Regions from separate parts of the Mus musculus genome. Here region 2 is linked to region 1. Evidence: chromatin loops called from intact Hi-C (ENCODE). Cell type or tissue: gastrocnemius. All regions are shown on one strand.

Region 1 (5,000 bases):
CAAGCAACAGAAAAGATGATCCAGAAATAGACATCAACCACGGTTTGTGTGTGTTGTGAGCGAACAGCTATCCCTCTAAGACACACCCTAGCCAAGCCTAAAAGGTCTTGACAAAGGTGCTGTAGTGATTCAATAAAAAAAGAACCTTCGCCGGGCACCGGGCGTGTGGCGCACACCTTTGATCCCAGCACTCCGGAGGCAGAGGCGGGCGGATTTCTGAGTTCAAGGCCAGCCTGGTCTACAGAGTGAGTTCCAAGACAGTCAGGGCTACACAGAAAAACCCTGTCTCGAAAAAACCAAACCAAACCAAAACAAAACCTTCAAGTAGTGTTAAGCAGATGGGTAGCCAGTTGAAAAGACTGAAAACTGAACTATGTCCTCTTATCACTTACAAATATTAATCCAAAACAGACTACAGGCTCAAACTGCCTTTTAGAAGCATGAGAAAAAAACTGATCATGATGGCCTTGGCCTTTAAAATCTTTTCCTGTGTGTGTTGTTAGGGTATAAACCTAGGCCTCTATGCTTGCTACATAAGTACTTACTACTGAGCTATACTCCCAACTCATTATGTGTGTTCACTTTTTCCTTTTTTGGTTTTCACAACAGGCTTTCTGTAAGGCTCTGGCTGCCCTTGAACCCCAAGATCCGACTGGCTTGCCTCTAGCGCACTGGCACTAAAGGCACGCACCACCAAGGCCTTGCTTTTCTGTTAAATACAGGGTGGCTCCCTGTAATCCAGTCTCTGACCTTGTGATCCTCTTGTTCCTGCCTCCCGAGTAACTAGGACTACAGGCCTATGCGGCCATGTTCATTCTAATTTTTGTATGACGCAGATAAGGAAATGAAAATATGGGCTGGAGAGTTGGCTCAGTGGTTAAGAGCACTGACTGCTCTTCCAGAGGTCCTGAGTTCAATCCCAGCAACCACATGGTGGCTCACATCTGTAATGGGATCTGATGCCCTCTCTGGTGTGTCTGAAGAGAGCAATAGTTTATTTATTTATTTATTTATTTTTTATTCGAGACAGGGTTTCTCTGTGTAGCCCTGGCTGTCCTCGAACCCAGAAATCTGCCTGAATCTGCCTTCCAAGTGCTGGGATTAAAGGCGGGTGCCACCCCCCACCCCCGTTTATAAATAAATCTTTAAACAAACCAAACCAAACAAAAATTACCAAATAAAGAGTTGAACTTTAAAAAAAAGAAAGAAAATGAAAATATATGCATATATTAGCAGATTTTTTTTTTTTTGACACGGGCTTCACTATATAATTCTTCACTCTCCCTTCATTCCCAGATGCCCAAGGGTTCAGTCCACTCCTGGACACTGACATCAAGTGTAGGATCTGAATTCAATCCCTTGCTCCACACTGCAAGAAGAGAACCAACTCCTTCTGACCTCCACAGACAGGCTGTGTACATCTGACCCCATCCGTATACACAAGACCTAAGTAAACAAGTATAGCTTTACAATTAGAAAGTAGCTGCCTGGTAAAGTCCAAGGGTTACACTGGCCAAGGCCTGTGGGGTTTCTGTGCAGTGCTGACCTCCCTCACAGTGCCTTGTTAGGTCATTTCAGGGCGGACTGGATGGTCTGTTAAAATGGCAATTATCACATAAAGACTCTATACTAAGAGCAAGTGCCCACATCGGCATTTGACATGGTAGAAAATGACAGCACGTCACACATATTATGGTGCCACAGGCATCTCTCAAATTAGGGCAGAAAGGACCCCACAGTGACTAGCAGAATGTGGCCAGGCTCACATACAGCCTTGTCCTGGTCATTAGGTTAGACAGACTCTTGTACATGCTACACTTGGCCTTTGTCCAAGAGCCTGGAAGATATGGTGAGAATCAAAGTGCAGAGGAAGGCTCACCGAGAGAACAGGGCATCATCCTATTGCGTGTCCACTAGGGTTGGACTGCTGGCTTCTCAAGGCAAGAGAGAGTGGCCACTACCCAGGCTCTCAGGTACCAATCCACCCTTGGAGCCTTTATAAAAACAGATTTAGGGCTGGGGAGATGGCTCAGCGGTGAAGAGCACTGACTGCTCTTCCAGAGGTCCTGGGGTTAATTTCCAGTAACCACATGGTGGCTCACAACCATATATAATGGGGTCTGATGCTCTTCTAGTGTGTCTGAAGACAGCAACAGTGTACTCACACATATAAAAAAATAAATCTTTAAAGAAAAACCAAAAAAACAAAAACAGATTAAGATTTATTTTTATGTGTATGCAGTTCCCACAGAGACCAGAAGAGGGTGCAGCATCCTTTGGAACTGGAGTTTACAACCACAAAGGTGCAGAGGGAAATAAACCCATTTCCTCTATAATAGGAGCAACAAGTGCTATTAACCACCATGAGTCATTTGTCCACGTCCCAAGTCCCCCCTCCCCTTTTTAAAACTATAGTTGTTCAGTGTGGAGGAGGAACGCCTTTAATTCCAATACTGAGAGGAAGAGGCAGGCAGTTCTCTAAATTCAAGCACAGCCTAGTCTACATAGTGAGTTGCAGGCCATTTGTGGTTACATAGTGAAACTGTTTCAAAATATAAAAAAAGAGCCAGGTGGTGGTCTTTAATCCTAGCACTTGGAAGGCAGAGACAAATGGACCCTGAGTTTGCGGCCAGCCTGGACTAAGGACAGCCAGAGTTACACAGAAAAGCCCTGTGTCAAAACAAAATAAAGAAACAACAACAACAAAAATAAATTAATAAAAAAGGAGCCAGGCCTAGTGTGCACACTTAGTTCCAGGACAGCCAGAGCTACACAGAGATTTTGTGTCTTAAAAAAAAGAAAAATAAACCAGGAGATCGTGGTATAAAAGCCTTTAATCCCAGCAGAAGCAGGTGGCTCTCTAAAGTGAGGCCAGCCTGGTCTACAGATTGAGTTCTAGGACAGCCAGGGCTTCAGAGAGAGAGACCCTGATTTGAACATCCCAACACCCCCTCCCCCAATTTTTTTTTAAAAGAAAAAAAAAACCCAATTAAGTAAATAAACAGATACACGTATTTACTTATGGGTTGGTGCACACATGCTCACTCGCATGACACAATCTGCCCGTGGCAATCGAAGGGCAGCCCCTAAATCCCTCCTCTTACCCTGAGGGTCCCTGGGAGTGAATCCCGGGTGGTTGCTAGGACTGACCCATCATCCCTCCTCCTCTGTTTTTAATTCTATTTAATTCCATTATTTAATTCTTTCGTCGCCAACCTTTCCCTAGGTAACTCTTCAAGCAAGGTCTAAAAAGTGAAGCGGAAACAAAGGCTAGGCAAGATGATTATCAGGTGCTGAGGTAGCTGGGGGGGGTGAGTGCACTTAGTTATCCCTGTTGGGATTTTTTTCATTGTTGAGTAGCTTGGCTGGCTTGGAAAAGGAACTGAGTCACCATCATGGAGTAGCAAGAAAGATATCAAAATGTCAATAAGCTCATGTACAACAGGAACCAAAGGCAGGCATGAACACACAGAGAGTCAGCCCAAGAAACGTAATACAAACGTTCAATTCCATGTGAACTTCAAATATATGTAGAAGCGGTAAATGAAAAGCGAAGCCAGGTGTGTTGGTGCGTACCCGTGACCCAAGCACTCAGCACGCAGGAGGAAGACTGCAATCTGTGTGACAAAAGTCTGAGTCTTTGAAAATAGAGGGAATGAAGGAAGAAATGGAGAGAAAAAAAATAAAAAGAAGGAAAATTAGTGAAAGCAACAGGTAAATGTTTAACTTCATTAGTTAATACCAAGTTGGAAAAGTTTCCAGTTCTTGTTCATTTGTTTTATGAGACAACGTGTTGCTGTATCAAACATGATGGTATCACTACTGTGAGCCACAGAGTCCAGGTTTAGTGATTACCTAATACCTACCTCATTTCTACAAATAAATGATACCCAAGCTAGCAGACAGGTCAGAGAAGTGTGCTGTTTCTGGAAAGTTCTAAGGAACGGGATCACAGAACCCATCTAGTGGTGGAATAGTTTCACAGACCCAAGAGAGGCACTCTGGTCTAGAAGGCTAAGTGGTCAGGCGCTGCTGCCCTTTCCACTGCACCGTGGACAGCACTGGCGTACATTGCTAGTACCGTCTCTGCCTTAACCCGATCATTTGTTTTCACGAACTTGTTCCCAATGCAGTAGCCCTGGGAGGACAGGTGCCATGGATCAGAATAGAGGACAATGATAAGCTAAGCAACTATCACAAACAAGTAGGATGGTTTCCTGGGGTTGAAAGCGACACCTCTGCCTTCAGGAGGGCAGGAGCCATGTGGTAACTGTAAACAGATCTCACAAGTCCTAGAAAGCAGAGCCTGAGATCAAAGCCCACCCCTCTTGTCCTCCCAAGGCTCCTCCTCCGCGTGCTGAGCATTTTGCACGGATCTCCCTCTTGCTGCGACACCAGAAAACAGACAGATTCAAGGTAAAGATGGAGATGAATCCATTCCCAACACCTGAGAGGGCGAAGCCTCAGCAGTTACAAGGCTCTTGCTGCTCCCAGAGAACTTGAGCTTCCTTCCCAGCACCCACATCCGGCAGCTTTCAACCATCTGTAACTCCAACTCTAAGGGATCTGACACCCTCTTCCTGCCTCCAAGGCACACATACTCGTGTGCACATAATAACCACACGCAAACACACATGCATACACATAAATCCAAAATAAAGTAAATCTTAGAGTGGGGGCTGGAGAGATGGCTCAGTGGTTAACAGCACTGACTGCTCTTCCAGAGGTCCTGAGTTCAATTCCCAGCAGCCACATGGTGGCTCACAACCATCTGTAATGAGATCTGATGCCCTCTTCTGGTGCATCATACATATAAAATAAATAAATAAATCTTTAAAAAAAAAAAAAAAGCATTAAGAGTAGGACTTTGGGTGGTGGTGCCCGGACGTCTTTAATCCCAGCACTCAGGAGTCAGAGGCAGGGGATCTCTGAGTTCAAGGGCAGCCTGGTCTACAGAGTGAGTTCCAGGACAGAGAAACACTGTCTTGAACTCCATCCTC
Region 2 (5,000 bases), 200 kb after region 1:
CTCGTCTCCTGCAGAGCCTCCAGCAGCTCTATAACAGGGCTCCTTACCTAACTCTCTGAGATGATTCTACATGTCTCTGCTCAGAGCTCCTTAAGCTGTCACAGCTTCTTTAACTCTCTTGTAGCTGGTGTGTGTGTGTGTGTGTGTGTGTGTGTGTGCGCGTGAGAGAGAGAGAGAGAGAGAGAGAGAGAGAGAGAGAGAGATTTATACATTCACGATGTGTATTTTGTATCTGGGAGTTAATAATTAAGTTGGATAAAGAATCTGTTTGCTAGCCGGGTGTGGTGGCGCACGCCTTTAATCCCAGCACTCGGGAGGCAGAGGCAGGCAGATTTCAAGGCCAGCCTGGTCTACAAAGTGAACTCCAGGTCAGCTAGGGCTACACAGAGAAACCCTGTCTCGAAAAAAAAAATCTGTTTGCTGGGGTTGGAGAGATGGCTCAGTCGGTTAAGAGCACTGACTGCTCTTCCAGAGGTCCTGAGTTCAATTCCCAGCAACCACATGGTGGCTCACAACCATCTGTAATGGGATCTGATGCCCTCTCCTGGTGTGTCTGAAGACAACTACTATGTCATAATAAATAAAATAAATCTTAAAAAATAAGAAAAGAAAAGAAAAAATAATCGGTTTGCTAACAGCCAGCTATCAAGGGAAATCAGGACTACTTGACAAATTTTTTTTTTTAATTTTTTTTTATGAATTTTATTTTATTCATTTAATTTTTTTAGATTTATTTATTTATTATATGTAAATACACTGTAGCTGTCTTCAGACACTCCAGAAGAGGGAGTCAGATCTCGTTACGGATGGTTGTGAGCCACTATGTGGTTGCTGGGATTTGAACTTCGGACCTTCGGAAGAGCAGTCGGGTGCTCTTACCCACTGAGCCATCTCACCAGCCCCTACTTGACAAATTATAGCCAACAAAATCAACATAACTTGTGAATGTATTAACTATCTATCCAATAAATTCAGACATTGAGGAAAGATACCAATGCATCTATCTGTCCATCTATGTGTCTGACATAGTGGGCTCACAACAGCTCCGTGGTGAGGTTCAGGCTAACCTGGGCTACACAACAAGATCCTGCGTGAGAAATCAAGTCATTTTTTTTTCAGGTATTTTGTGACAACAGGAAGTTAGCACTTCCCATAAAACCAGACAATATTGTTTCTTCTGCCAGGACATCTAGAATATTCTCTATCTCTTAATCCATTCAGTGGATACCGTTCATTTTTATTAATTGGCTCAAGTCTCCTTTTTAAGTGTTAATAGCCTTTGGGAAGACATGCAGAAAGATGGGCTTCTGGCATGGAGCTGGCACCTGGCAGGGCTACCTACTACCCTGGATGAGATGGGACAGCCCCATACCACATGTGAGGAACTCAAGGCCTGGATAGGACCCCAGTCCATCTGGCTCCACACCCCAGCTCCTTCTGCCTCTGTCAGATGAGTGTTGTGGCTGTTTACCCTCCTCATTTCCAAGAAGTCTATTAACCCTTTGTTCTGAGACCCTTACCTTCAGCATCCCAATGACACAAGTTCTGTGCAGCCAGCTTGGCTGGGGAGAGGGGGTGACCCTGAGCTCATATGCCTAGGATGGCCCCACAGCTGCCATGCCCTAGGGTTCAAAGGTACATTACTGGGAAGTGTCCACACTGTCCACAAAGCCACGCTGTCAGGGGAGAAAGGTCAAGGGCTCCTGCAGGGTCCTGCTCTTAGGAGGCTCCTGACCCTTGTGAGAATTGGATGAGCTGCTCTCAGCAGGAAAGCTCAGATGCTTCCAGAGAGAAAGACACCTGGACACAGCCAAGCTGCAAGGCTTGAGTCTGGAGCCTCCCTGCAGAGCAGCAACTCCTCCATCTGCTAGATTGCTGGAGCCAATGCCGTGCAGCAGGGGCATGCCTCCTTATGTCCTGGCAGGATAGCTTCGCATGGCCTGTGTGAGTGCCAGGGTCATGTGTGGGGGTCGATCTATGTGTCCAAATGTGCAGCCTTTCATTTCAAAGGCCATGGGCCACTGGTCAAGTGAAGTCTGTGGTAGCTTTGGGCTACTCTTCACTGCTGGCTACAACTACCTCCCAACCAACCATGACAGTAACTGTCTGATGACGTGCGCTACAAGAGTTGTGTGTACTTGCGGGTCTTTCCTTGGGTTTAGACCCTGAGGAGGAATGATCAGAAAGAGACGTCATGGGTGCTTTCAAGGCTTTTGCTTTCTCTAAAAACAAGTCCCTAGTAGGCAGCTGGGGAGTGGGGCTTCTCCCATCCTCTAGCCTTACCAGCCCAAAGGACCTACTGGACAATGTTTTGGCTCTCTGTGTTCTACAGCCTGCCAGCCTCACCCAGGAATGATTCACACATATTCTGGACCTGAGCTCAGTGTAGTTGACCATAGGCCCCCCAAGACCACAGAGCTCAGATGGCATAAAGCCAGTAGGTGGCTCAGGCTGGGGGCTGGGAAACCCTTTACCATCTCCTGTGATTGTTTGAGTTAAAGTGACTCTATTTTCATGGGGCTAAAATAGTGCTTGTAGTCCTGGAGCTGTTGCCGTCATTGCCATGGCGACATGGTTCTGGCAGAGCCCCCTCATCCTCCACTGGGTCTTAAGTAACCTCAGTCCTTAGGAAGGTGCAGTGGGGCCCAGTCTGTTTGCAGCGGCCTCCAGACTGGTGCAGCACAGTAGCCCAGCTGCCTTTGTGCCCATATGCTCTGACAATGCCCCGAACCTGTAACTCAGGCTTGGGTCCTGGACTCAAGCAGGCCCGAGACAGGAGCCCCACTCTGTGCTCAGCCAAGGTACAGAGAAAGAAGTGAGTATGTGTGTGTTGTTTTGCTGTAGCCTGGAATACCTGCAGGGACCTTGAGCCTTTGCCCTGCTGTTGCAGTCATGTGATCCTGGAACGGGTCCAGTGCCTCTCAGGCCTTAGGCCTGTACGCTGGGAGCACGTGACCAATAAACAAGTATAGAGCCTCGCAGGCATGTGAGGCTTGGGTGGCGATGCCTGGTGCAAAGGTAGCCACAACTGTGCCCGGTGCAGGATATAGCCCTAGAGCATGGCCTGGGCCCTCTGCACAGTTCGGCTGGTAAGTGTGTGGAAGCAGCCGAGATGTCGGTCTGTTATTTTACAGCTCTACTATACTTCTATCTAGCTCCCCTTCTTTCTAGCCTCTTGACCCAACAACCCACAGGTTTTCTTAGCTTTTCTGTCTTTGCTGACCCAGCATTACCCACATTCAAAATGTCCAGATACAACACACACACACACACACACACACACACACACACATACATACACAGACACACACACACACTCACACACACATACACATACACACATACACACACTCGCACACACACTCGCACACACATACACAGACACAGACACACACATACACTGGCACACACACACTCGCACACACATACACAGACACACACACACACTCGCACACACATACACAGACACACACACACACAGAGGAAGATTATGTCTGCACATTCAGGGACATGTGTACACTCAGTGTTATAAGGTCTAGTGTCCACAGGTTTTTATTTTCTGGACCGGTGGACTGACTACTCAGAGGGTAAAGACGCTTACCATCAACCTCATCACCATCCCTAGGTCCCACCCACATGGTAAGAATGGATTCCTACGGGTCGTCCTCTGACCTCGTGTGCACTGTTACAGGTGTACACACCCCTCTACACACACAATAAATAACAAATAGATAATATTCAAGGATGACATAATTTAATTTAATTTGGAGAGCTGCAAGATACATAGGGTTCTTGCTCACCCTTTGACTGGAAACCCCTAAGTTAAGACTTCGCATAGACATGGTATGTTTATTAGTATAGAACAACTTCCATATTATTAAGGACACATTTTATCTGGGTTTCTCAATTTTTGAACAATGTTTTTCAATATTGCATTGGCCTGGTCTCCCCCCACCCCCATGTTTCCCAGACAGTTTCTCTGTGTACCAGCCTTAGCTGTCCTAGAACTCACTTTGTAAACCAGGCTGACCTGCAAGTCACAAAGATCAGCTTGCCTCTCTCTGTCTCCCAAATGCCATGGTGTAAAGGTGTGTGCCATCACATCCAGCTCTGACCTATTTTTTTTTCAGCAGGTATTGCTAGTCCTTTTCTAGGTGAGATACACTCAGTACTTGACCTCTTAGGTGCATCACACTGCATCCTGAGAGCTGGGATTTCAGGTGTGCACAGCCAAGCCTCGTTTCTGCAGTGCTGGGGATTGAAGCCTGGCTTTCTACATTCTAGGTACTCTACGGACAGAGCTACATACTCAGGAGAACAGTCTTTATTTTTGGTTCAGATATTAAGCATAAGGTCATAATTCTTTGCAATAATTTCTGGGAGAGTTTCAATAGAGCAAATTTCCAGGTGACGTAGCAAATAAAAGACAAAATACCATTTAAGTCAAAAGAACAAAATTACTTTGTTTCTGTGGGTATTATTGAAAGTTGAACTTAGGACCTCATCATGTTCTACAGAGCCACATTTCCAATCCCACGTTTTTAGTTTTTACTATGAGTCAGAATCTTATTAAGTTGTCCGGGCTGCCTTGAACCGTCAATAATTCCTTTCTCAGTCTCTTAAACAGGTGGGAATTACAGGCTTGCGGCAAGAGGTCTGTTTTAGCAGTCCACAGATTAAAAAAAACCCAAAAAACAAAAAACACCCGAAAAACCCGGGATGATTAGCACAATTAACTGTGTAGCGGAGGGTGGGAGGAATTACCACTGGAAGAGCAGATGGCTGGATAGACGGAACTGAAGACATAGGCAACATCTTATGGGCCTGGGAGGTGAGAAGCAGGATTGTGTGGAGATGCAGACCCATGGCGCTGGGGGGTAGCCAGCCAGAGCTCAGATCATGAGGGAGTAGGGCACAGCACCCCCACCTTCTAAGACAGAACCAGGATCGAAGTAAGGAACAAAGAGCCAAGCCCTCCCTCAGCTGCGTCCCTCCTGTGC

What was found. Peaks named below come from ENCODE experiments on the same cell type or tissue, not always from the same donor. Only the 100,000 strongest peaks of a DNase experiment are listed, where the experiment ranks them.
Region 2: it touches region 1 in a loop (4-fold over the local background); 14 of 42 quality-filtered maps call a loop at or near these places.

What each region holds. Positions count from the first base shown.
Region 1 is chr4:155,565,693-155,570,692 of GRCm38, reverse strand. The region is part of intron 1 of Nadk (NAD kinase); the gene reads right to left. Among named protein-coding and RNA genes, the nearest start is that of Nadk, 4.4 kb to the right of the region's middle. In gastrocnemius, a CTCF peak has its summit at 2,254 (motif pointing right); no DNase peak of the experiment used is centred here; H3K4me3 peaks cover 59 bases; H3K27ac peaks cover 3,882 bases.
Region 2 is chr4:155,368,885-155,373,884 of GRCm38, reverse strand. No RefSeq gene overlaps it. Among named protein-coding and RNA genes, the nearest start is that of Prkcz, 10 kb to the right of the region's middle. In gastrocnemius, no CTCF peak of the experiment used is centred here; DNase peaks (open chromatin) are centred at 1,367, 1,869, 2,470 and 2,863.